2 separate regions of the Mus musculus genome follow, and region 1 is linked to region 2. The links are chromatin loops, found by intact Hi-C in ENCODE. Cell type or tissue: heart. All regions are shown on one strand. Each heading gives the region's core, and the rest is flanking DNA. Links, peaks and the distances in the headings are about the cores only.

What was found. Hi-C counts contacts between places; a loop is a spot of excess contacts. Peaks named below come from ENCODE experiments on the same cell type or tissue, not always from the same donor. Only the 100,000 strongest peaks of a DNase experiment are listed, where the experiment ranks them.
Region 1: it touches region 2 in a loop (8-fold over the local background); 10 of 42 quality-filtered maps call a loop at or near these places.

What each region holds. Positions count from the first base shown.
Region 1 is chr1:63,112,455-63,117,822 of GRCm38, forward strand. It overlaps Ino80d (INO80 complex subunit D), which reads right to left and starts at 1,813. Exons shown (of 12, transcript NM_001114609.1): 1 at 1,757-1,813. It overlaps Ino80dos (INO80 complex subunit D, opposite strand), which reads left to right and starts at 2,017. Exons shown (of 4, transcript NR_045915.1): 1 at 2,017-2,090. In heart, for the core only: a CTCF peak has its summit at 2,236; DNase peaks (open chromatin) are centred at 637, 1,337 and 2,087; H3K4me3 peaks cover 3,764 bases; H3K27ac peaks cover 3,316 bases.
Region 2 is chr1:63,174,283-63,179,650 of GRCm38, forward strand. It overlaps Ndufs1 (NADH:ubiquinone oxidoreductase core subunit S1), which reads right to left and starts at 2,540. Exons shown (of 19, transcript NM_145518.2): 1 at 2,304-2,540. It overlaps Eef1b2 (eukaryotic translation elongation factor 1 beta 2), which reads left to right and starts at 2,549. Exons shown (of 6, transcript NM_018796.3): 1 at 2,549-3,009; 2 at 3,472-3,594; 3 at 4,157-4,283; 4 at 4,550-4,616; 5 at 4,966-5,091; 6 at 5,176-5,368. The coding sequence starts at 2,930. The coding sequence ends at 5,330. Gm26457 (a small nucleolar RNA gene) reads left to right here and starts at 4,395; the gene lies at 4,395-4,472. It overlaps Snora41 (small nucleolar RNA, H/ACA box 41), which reads left to right and starts at 4,741; the gene lies at 4,741-4,853. In heart, for the core only: no CTCF peak of the experiment used is centred there; DNase peaks (open chromatin) are centred at 2,459 and 2,939; H3K4me3 peaks cover 3,699 bases; H3K27ac peaks cover 2,716 bases.

The DNA of each region.
Region 1 (5,368 bases), core at 90-5,089, 62 kb before region 2:
ACTAATAAAAGAAGTCAAATGAAGTCTCCACACATGCCCACACTGGGGCTGGGGGTGGCAGGGCCACATTGCAATTTCAACATAAAACAATACCCAGGTGAGGTCAGTTGTAGCCTCGATAAACAGCCTATCCTTGGAAAGAAAGAAACTCTTGATTTGGAAACTTAAATTTACTCCACGAAAGAAAAAGAAGAGAAAAAAAGTTCCAGAGCTGATGGCACCAAAACAGAACCAAAAAAAAAAAAAAAAAAAAAAATCTAGTTCTTTGACAGGGTAGGCCAAAGCCAAACTCTAATGTTCGGTTCACAGGGCTCCTCCACAGACAACACCACCCCCAAACTGGAGCAATGAGAACTTTACGCTTCCATAAACCCCCGTGGTTTCTATTCTAGAGTGACACCTAAGGACATCACCTAAACCGAAATAGGCTCAGAACAAATCGGGCATTGCTCCTTGCGCTGCAGGTAGACCTTACTTCCCCAGGCGCCCAGCCCTCCAGGTCCTTCCTCCCAGTTTTGAATGCTCTGTCTGTCAGCCGAGGTCTCCCCCATGGCTTCAGCGTCTGAGTCGGTTCTAACCGGACAAGTGACCAACTAAGAGGGGTAAAGTCCTACCACGGAGGGCAGGGGACTGCTCCAGAAGCCTGCCTGGTCCTGCCCCTCTCCCTGACAGTTTGCTCTCTGCTCTCTTCTTAACTACCTTCCTGCCGGAGCTGTCCAGAGAGGGAGACTGAGGACCCAAAGGAGTCCGGGAGAGAAGGTGGGGGTAGTAATAAAGACACAAGTAGCACCCCCACAGCTCCTTGGTGGGGTGCTGGGTTTTTTAAAAAGGGGGGAGGAGGGGAGGCCGATGGACCCTGACTTTGCAATAGAAACAGCACCTGAATCTACCTCCTCCCTTCCCCACCCCCGAAAGCCCAGTCACTAACTAATAAAGCTAAGAAAAACCCCTTGAAAACTTTTCCAAACCGGAAGAGACGGCTTCTCCCCGGGCCCTGGAGCTCTTGGGGAATGGGCTGGAGTTGGCAGCCCCGTCGGGGATCGCGGGGAGCGGGGTGGGGCGCGGCGCGGGCGAGGGGTGCAGGGGCGGAGTACCTTGAACGGACAGGAACTGGCAAAGAGTTTCGAGCCAGCCGAGTGCTCGCCCCCCGAAGCCCTCGGGGGTCCCGGGCGCTAGGACCGGGGCTCCCCGGAGAGAAGGCGGCCTCCAATTCGGGCCTAAAAGGAAACTTTCCGGGCCGCGGCTGCACCTGACTCCTCGCCGCCCCTCCACCCCACGCCCGCCAGGCCGCCCGCCCCGCCCCGGCCAGGCCGCCCAGAGCGCCGTGGAGCGGGGGGGATAAACAAACCCAACAGTTACCGGAATCCGGGGGGCCCCGTCTGCGCGATGCCCGGGGACGGGGTGCTGCCGCACGGTCCCCACTCCGAGGCCCCGTCGCCCCGGTCCCCGCCGCCCAGCCCTCCGTCCCGCGGGAGAGCTTGGGGCCGGCGCAGGATGCAGCCCGCCCGCCCGCCCCGAGGCCCCGGGGGACCCCAGGGGCGCGGGAGGCCTGTGGCGCGGGGGCAGGGCGCGGCCGCCGCGGGGCCCGAGGCCTAGGGCGCCCCCCCTTCCGCAGCACTCCTGGGGCCCGGCCCGCGCAGGCCGCGCCGCTCGCCGCGCTCAGGCCGCCGCCGGAACCCCCGCCGACGCTGCCCGCGGGCGTCCCCGAGGCCCCCGGTGCCCCATCCCCCGCCACCCCAGCGCCGGCCCCACTCACCCTTTCATTCTCCGCCCGCGGCCTGGCGTGGGCCGGCGAATCCCCGGCCTCACGTAAGCGCGCTCGCCGCCCGCCCTGCCTACGCGGCCCAGCCCGCCGCCCTACGGGAGCCCGGGGATGTGGGCCGGGCCTGGGGCCGCCTCTGCTTACCTTTCAGCTGCTTTTTTTTTTTTTTTTTTTTTTAATTTTTTTTTCCTCCTTCCTCCCCCTCAACCCCCCCTCCCTCGCCTAGGCTGACAGATCAGAGAGGCGCTGGCAGTGGACTTAGGGAGCTCGGCTGCTACTGCTCCCTCCCTGGGCTTCGGCAAGAGTCTTTCCCTGTCTAACACGAGGGGTGAGGATCATATTTTTATTTTGGAAACTAAAAAGTGCTCCCAGGGTCGGTGATCATTAAGGGGAAATCCCTGAATATACTCTCCAGCCAAGAAGGCAGGGCTGCCCGCCTGCACTAGAAGAGGCAGCAGCCTCCTACAGCACCACTACAGGCACCGCGAGGACATAACACCACAGAGCAGTTCCTCTGCCCTCCGAAACGACAACTTTCCTACCATCTTGGAGGCAGAGGAGAGAGGGGCCAAGGGGAGAAGTGCACCGGCTCCAGCCAGATAAAGTCCAAATTTCTACCTCTCATCGCTGGAAAAAAGCCCATACTTGAGAAAAAGCAGGGAAGAAACAGAAAGGAGGTCGTGTGCTCCGTGGTGGGGAATGTTTCTGCACCTTCTGATGGAAAGAAATCTTTACAAGACACAGGTTTTACGATATTATTGTTTTCCATGTTAACTTTTTCCATAAGGGTGACAGTGGCAGCTTACTTTTTTTTTTCTATTTTTTTTTCTTTTTTTCAGGCTAATAATGATTTTTCTCTATGGCAGGTCCAAGTTCTGTATCTGGTGGCCAGTCTGTAAATTGGCACTTGAGAGACTTAGAGGTCACGGTATTGTCTTTATTTAATGCTCGTTTATGTTGTATGTATTCGTACTTATGGTTTCATGTATTAGAGGTAAGATTTTGTGGTTTTGGTATCTGAGGAACTGAGGCTGCTGAGAGTCAATTGTAAAGAGATGGCTTTTGTCTTCTCTCAGAGCAATGTAAGTAAAACCTATTGACTGCCCAGAAAGGCATAATACAGCTGTTTATTTTTCACGGTGCAAATAGAAGTAGTGTGTATTTAAACTCTCAGGACAGCTGAGCAAGCCAGTTCATCTATCAGCCCAAGAAGAAAGATGACTCCTATAAACCTAGCAACAGATTGAAAGATGCCTTGGATTTTCTTCAAGTAAAATTATTTATTAAGAATTATATCTAGAATTCCATTTCTGTTATTTTCTTTTAGTTTGCATAGATTGATGAATGTCTAGGCCTTTGGTACATTGCATACTTTGCTGCCTGCTTCTTGGAACACAGAATTGAGGGGTAGGCTTCTCTTCCCTAGTGTTGGAATGTTCAGAACTTCCGGTGTAGTGTCAGCCTGTTGAGCGACTTTGTACATTGCAAAGATGTAATAGGTTTACTTTTTTTAAGTGATTTTTTGTTTTATGTACATTGGTGTTTTGCCTGCGTGTATGGCTGTGTGAGGGTTTTAGATGCCCAAGAACTGGACTTACAGACAGTTGTGAGCTGCCATGTGGCACTTGAGCTGGGTCCTCTGGAAGATCAGCCAGTGCTCTTAACCACTGAGCCATTTGTCCAGCCCCAGAATCTCCTCCCTTTCTTTCTTTCTTTTTTTTTTTTTTAATGAACAAACTTTAGCACATAAACAGGATCAAAGAAAAAGTGCACCAGGCATGGAGACAGCCAGCTGCTGCTGCAGCCTGACATGTCCATGGCGGAGGTGTTAGGAGAAGTAGGAACTAGCCAGGCTTTTTGTATGTTGCAAGGGAATTAGGGATGCTCATTTAAAATTCATTGCAAAGCATTTTAGGTGTAATTGATGTTTAAAATGCCTATTTCTGAGTTATAACTTTTTTTTAAAAAATATTTATTTATTATATGTTAAGTACATTGTAGCTGTCTTCAGACACCCCAGAAGAGGGCATCAGATCTCATTAGGGATAGTTGTGAGCTACCCATGTTGCTGCTGGGATTTGAACTCAGAACCTTTGGAAGAGCAGTCAGTGCTCTTAACTGCTGAACCATCTCTCCAGTCTCCGAGTTATAACTTTAAGATGAATTCAGATACTATTTGTCTGGGGAGCTTTATTATCTAAATTTGAATATAAAACCTTCTGTGAGTTTTTCCTCCTTCATTGGTGGGAAAAACTGTGGGCATTAAAATTAACTAGTTCCTCTCACGTTGGAAGTCTTACTTGTGAGGTTGTGTGATATTTACATTTTTAAAAATTTATTAGGTATTTTCTTCAATTACATTTCCAATGCTATCCCAAAAGTCCCCCACACCCTCCCCCGCCCCCAGATATTTACATTTTTGTTGGTTTGGTTTGGTTTGGTTTGTTGAAAGGATCTTGCTATCTAACCCAAGCTGGCCCTGGACTCAGTAGGTAGTTCAGGCTAGCATGGAACTCATAGCTTTTTGTGCCAGTATTAGTCACATCACCCACTCAGCCCAGTATTTGTTCTGTCCCCCTTGGACATAAAGCACAGTGGTCATACAAGAGAGTAAGCGTCCTTTGCAGGTCGCAGTGGACCTGAGAAGCATGTGTGTGGCCCCATGTCTCTCCTCGTGTGTGCCTTCCTTTATATAGCCGGTGATCGCCTCCCTTTACAAGCTGAAGCTGCATTTCATTAAAGTTAATACTTTTTAGGGTTTTGAGGGGAGTGTAGGGGATGAGACAAGGTTTCTCTGTGTAGCCCTGGCTGTCCTGGCACTGTAGACTGTAGACCAGGTTGGCCTCGAACTCAGAGCTCCATCTTAATCTCTGCCTTCCAGGTCCTGGACTTCTTAAAGGCGAGTGCTGCCCACTGATCAGCTAGACACTTTAATGTATGTGTTATTTTATTCTCTCTTCTGTTTGGTTTGGCTTGAGTCAGTCCTACTATGTAGTAGCCCTGGCTGGTCTGGAACTCACTGTGTAGACCAGGATGGCCTTGAATTCACAAAGATCCCCTTGCTTCTACCTCCTGGGTGCTGGAATTAAAGGTGTATACCACTATATCCCCCCACCCCTTTGAAGTTGTTGTTTTGTTTTGTTGTTTTGTTTGAGGAAGCATCTTGTCTGGAGTCCAGGCTGGCCTTGAACTCCCTATGAGGCCCAAAATAGTCTTGAATTCAAAATCCTTTATCCTTCTTCTATAGCCTCTGAAGTGTTATATGCACCATGACATCTTGTTAGTTCTACCTTTTGCTACTAGTGATTTTAGTATTGTAAAAACTGAGTACTTCACTGGGTGTGGTGGCACACGCCTTTAATCCCAGCCCTCGGGAGGCAGAGGCAGGCAGATTTCTGAGTTCAAGGCCAGCCTGGTCTACAGAGTGAGTTTCAGGACAGCCAGGGCTGCAGAAAAACCCTGTCTCCAAAAAACCAAAAAAAAAAAAAAAAAAAAAAAAAAAAAAAAAAACAACAGAGTACTTCATTGTGAAAATTATAGTGACGTTATTAAGAAAATGACAACTATATTCTGTCCTTAAAAGGTCTCTTTTAAACAGTGGTGTAT
Region 2 (5,368 bases), core at 60-5,059:
TTATCCACTAGGCATTGGTTCTTTACCTATAAAGCAAATCTACAGTTTCCCAGGGTGTAATTACTAGGTCAGTAATTGCCAATAATAAAACAAAGAAAGGGCTGAAGAGATGGCTCAGTGGTTAAGAGTGCTGACTGCTCTTCCAAAGGTCCTGAGTTCAAATCCCAGCAACCACATGGTGGCTCACAACCATCCTAACAAGATCTGACACCCTCTTCTGGAGTATCTGAAGACAGCTACACTGTCCTTACATATAATAAATAAATAAATCTTAAAAAAAAAAAAAAACAAAGAAATAAAAAACAAAGAAATAATAAAAACTAACATCAATTTAATCAGTAATGGCTACTGATAATCAGTTGTATACTGTTCTTCATCTGTGTCCCTTTTCCTTATTAAAAACACGCCATGTATATATTTTATTATTCTACTTACTAAACTTGGGCTGAGCAGGTAGCTTTAGTGCAAGGCCTAAAACGTAAAGGTAGGCTGCATTGGGCTGTATGCAGAGTACAAACAACAAACAAGCCCACAATACTAAATTGAAGGTAAATTATCGATTTTGTTACCTACTAGACTGTAAGTTCCTTGACAAAAGATTTGGTTATTTCTCTTTTCTGAAGACTAGCAAGTCCCCAAATAGTTTTGCACCAAATTCCAGAATGAGCAGTACATAGCTCATTTTTAACAAGTACTGATGAGGCCAAGCACAGGGCCAATGCTTGTGATTCCAGCACTGGGAAACCTAAAGCATGAGAATCATGAATTTGAGGCCAGCCTGATCTACACCCATGAAGCTTCATCCCATAAAAACAGCCTGCACTACATCAAGAGTTTGGGGATAACCTGGCTTCTACACTGTACAGTTTGTTTTACTGGGGTTTTCTACTTGGTGGGGTTTGTTTGTTTGTAGACAGACCTCATGTACCTCAGACTGGCTTCACACTTGCTATGAAGTCAAGGATTAACTTGGACTCCTAAACTTCAGGCCTCCACTTCCCAAGCAAGGAGCAGAATTATCAACACGCACCACCATGTCCAGATTGGTATATATTTTACTGTTGTTGTTGTTGTTGACATTCATTTACTTACTCCGTGAGTGTCACCATAAACACACAAGGAGGTGGGTGGGGCGGGTGCCTGTGAAAGTTAAAGGACACCCTTTGAAAGTCAGTTCTTTCTTTCCATCAATGTGGGTCCTGGAGATCTAACTCAGGATGTCAGGATTGGCAAGCATCATTTCCAACTAAGATCTTTCCCAGCTCTAATATGTATTTTAGACATAGTATCTACCAAATAGGAACAAAAATAGCCAGTCAAGTCAGGGATGTAGCTCAGTTAGTAGAGTCCTTACCTAATCACACACAAAGTTCTCCGTTCAATCCTCACATCTCAGCCTCCCCTTTCTGGAATTACAGACAGGTACCATCATCACACCCTGGCTCTAATATCTTGGCTGTATCTTATAAAAGTAACTTTCTAAAAGGCGCTGATGAGCTGGCTTAGAATATTAGATTTAGTGATGGGGTGGGGGTGGATCCCAGAAATCTGTTTGGTCTTACAGACATGAACCTCACAAACTTGAAGACACCGCAGCTTCCTGATCTGCAGCGGACTCCAGGCTAACTTTTTAAGATTCATTTTTAGTTTATGTGTGCATGTGCTTATCTGTGTGTGGGTAATGTGCACTTCTAAGTGCCGGTGCTCACAGTCCAAAAGAGAGTGGAGAATTCCCTGATAAGGTTACATGGCAGCTGGGAGTCTTCTGACTGGGCTAGTGGGAACCGAACTCGGATCCTCTCTGCAAGGCACTCTTAACCGCTTGACTCTCCCTCCAGCTCCGACTGAGCTAACTTTTAGTTTTTGTCAGTTCTCCCCGTCGGTGGAATGAATAAAATACTACCCAACATGATCACCGGGCTAGACAAAAACAAACAGTAGCGTGGACAGGTTCAAGACAGCAACTAAACCGATGCCTGAGGTTTAAGTCTCTCGTGACCCTGGGAGATGAACCGGTCTCCTGATGACAGGGCCATCTCCTGTCTTCCCCTGCAAAGAGAGAGTAGCTCGCAAGCCCGGACTCCCAAAGGTCTCCTGATCGGCTTAGGCTCCATCAGACCAGAAACCAAGGCTCATAACCCTCACCTGCCGGCTCTCCCGGGTTCCAGAGGTGGCGGGGCAGGAGCTGGTACCCAGTCAAGGGCAAGAGGAGAACGGCTTGTCTGACCTATGGGATGCAGACCTGCCAAAAAAGAAAACACCACTCGAAGCGCTTCAACTTGCCCACTTCAACGCGTCCTCACCTTTCCTCCGGAGCCCACCGAGTAGTTCCGCGGACCTGTCCGGGTCTCCCTGACCCCTCAAAACCCTGGCCGCTAAGTCAATATGGCGGCCACGGCAACCTCTGTCAGCCCGACCTGGAGGACGGAAAGCCAGGAGGGACTAGAAACACAGATTCGACTGTTTTTCCCCGTCTTCGGACCTGTTCGGCAATTTCCGAGAGCGAGCCCGGGAGGAAGCGGAGAAGACGACTTGGACCTGCAGTTCCGCCGGAAGTAGCCGAGGCCTTGCGTCCGAGCGCTTTCGTTCAACTCCGGCTCCTCAGAGGGCGTTTCCCTTCGTTTCGGAGTCCTTGGAGCGAAGGCATTTTAAAATGCCTCCTTTATTAATTTTCTTCCAAAGACAAGGGAAGGCCGGCGGACGACCTGTGGGCCCTTTAGTTACCAAGTCGCAGTGGTACGCGGAGGACCGAGACTAGGAACGGACCTTGACCTTTAACCTCTAGCCGGGGCGGCGGAGGGAAACGCCTCCGTCTCTATATAAGGAGTTTTCCGGACGCTCTGGGTCCTTTTTTTCCCTCAGCGCTGGCCGCGGCCTCCCGGCGCTCTCGTCCTCCGCTTTTGCACAGCTCCCCGTTCCAGCCTTCGCCATGGGATTCGGAGACCTGAAAACCCCTGCCGGCCTCCAGGTGCTCAACGATTACCTGGCGGACAAGAGCTACATTGAGGGGTGAGCAGGAGCCGAGAGGCTGGGGGGCCGGGGCCACGTGGCGCGGGCTCGGCGGGAAGGAAGCGGGTCTCCGGATGCTGGGGGACGCCGAGTCAGTGCTCCCGGGGCCGGGATGCCAATGGAGCGGGACCTCCCGGGAGGGGCTGCCAGCATTATAATTGAGATGATGCTTGCTCTCCGTGTGCCCACGTCCAGCTGGTTCTTCCGCGTCTTTGGACAAGTTAGTTTGTTAGTTGAAACCTGTGGCAAGTCTGGTGGGATGAGTTCTCCTGGGTGGCAGATAGTTCTTGGGCTTGCCTAGATTCAAACATGTTCTGTGTCCTTTCAATGAGAAGCAACTTAGGCTAGCCCTGTAATTGTTCTCACTAGTTAGCTTGACGGATATGGGCTATGTCATTTACCAGCTAGTGTTTGTGTCTTTTCTTTTAAAGGTCTGTGCACTTGTTTTTGTGTCACTGGCAGGTACGTGCCATCACAAGCAGACGTGGCAGTATTTGAAGCAGTTTCTGGTCCACCACCTGCTGACCTGTGTCATGCCCTACGTTGGTATAATCACATCAAGTCGTATGAAAAAGAAAAGGCCAGGTAAAGGTATCTTTGTGCTACCTGGATTTTCACATGCAAAGTAGGGACCGGGTTAAAGTTGGCTTTAGCATTGCTGACCTAGTGTGAGCTGAATTTCTTTGTGACCTTACAAGGCCAAGAGACTGAAGTCCTCCATTTTCTCACAGAACAGGTAGAACATGGACAACCGCAGTTCACCTTTCCCACACCTCTCTGATCATGTGCTTTGGACCTGGGGGGGCCACCGCTGGGGTGTGAGGGTAGCTCGCTCATTCGGTCCCTGGCCATTCTTCTGAAACTACCAGCAAGGGTGGAAGTTTGGGGAAGTGGATTCCAGTTCACTAAGAATGGAAGTGAGCATACTTAATGAAATCTCAAACAGATGTTCATTCTGAAAGAGTAAGCCGTAGTGAGTACTGAATACAATGTCTCCCATGGGTGAAGAGTAAAGTTATTTGCCTGGGATTGTGCTAAAGGTTAAATAACCAGAAGAGAGTGGGAGTTCCTGGGAAAGGAAGATTGTGTGTTTTGCCTAGAAAGGGCTTTGACACTGACCTAATGTGGCAGAATGTTTGTTTTCAAGCCTGCCGGGAGTGAAGAAATCTTTGGGCAAGTATGGCCCTAGCAGTGTAGAAGACACCACAGGAAGTGGAGCTGCAGATGCTAAGGATGATGACGACATTGATCTCTTTGGATCTGATGATGAGGAGGTATGACTTCATCTTTATCCAAGCATATTGAGAAGCCTGAGGACAGATGCCATAGCCACTCCCTGGATGGATCCTGGCGTGGCTTTATTGTCTGCCTTTTAAAATTTATCACTGGGTACATGATGAATAAAATCAAATCACCTTCTTTCGGCTGAGCTCCTGATGGATTTGCTTTTTCTGATAAATCTGGTGGGTTTTGTGATGACCTTGTCACTACATTTAAGCAGAAGATAACCAACTTTGTGAAACATCTTTTCTCTGTACAGGAAAGTGAGGAAGCAAAGAAGCTACGAGAAGAACGCCTTGCACAGTATGAGTCCAAGAAAGCTAAAAGTGGGTAATCTTCATTGTTAGTAGTGTTGATTTCAGGAGCTTGTCCAGTGCTTGCCCTAAAGTGGATTTTCCCCAGTTAAATTGAATGGGTCAATATTTTAAAACTTCCACAGCTACTGGTCTACAGCTGTCTTTATGGTAGCAGTTGTAGCATTCCTCTGTGGGAAAGAAACTGTTACACAATTTAATGCCTCTTTCTTAGCCACACAGGAGGAGGATTATGTGTGACAGACACAAGGCAAATTGTGTGTGTGTTTGACAAAAAGATGGTCTGTTTTAAAACAAATTTGAGATTTGACTTAATGGTGAAAGTGTTGAGTGTTTAGGTGCACTTCTTAATCTTCCTTAGAGCCTGCAGTTGTTGCGAAGTCTTCCATCCTACTAGACGTGAAGCCTTGGGATGATGAGACGGACATGACAAAACTAGAGGAGTGTGTCCGAAGCATTCAAGCAGATGGCCTGGTGTGGGGCTCCTGTAAGTGTGATGCTTGTGTTTTAGGGATTTGTGCGTTTTCCCGTAAGGATTTCCTAACATTTACCCCTTGATGTTCTTTTTTAGCTAAATTGGTTCCAGTGGGATATGGAATTAAAAAGCTTCAAATACAGTGTGTAGTTGAAGATGATAAGGTTGGAACGGATATGCTGGAAGAGCAAATTACTGCTTTTGAGGACTACGTACAGTCCATGGATGTGGCTGCTTTTAACAAGATTTAAATCATTCTTAAGTCAGTGCACTTAAATAAAAGCTTGAA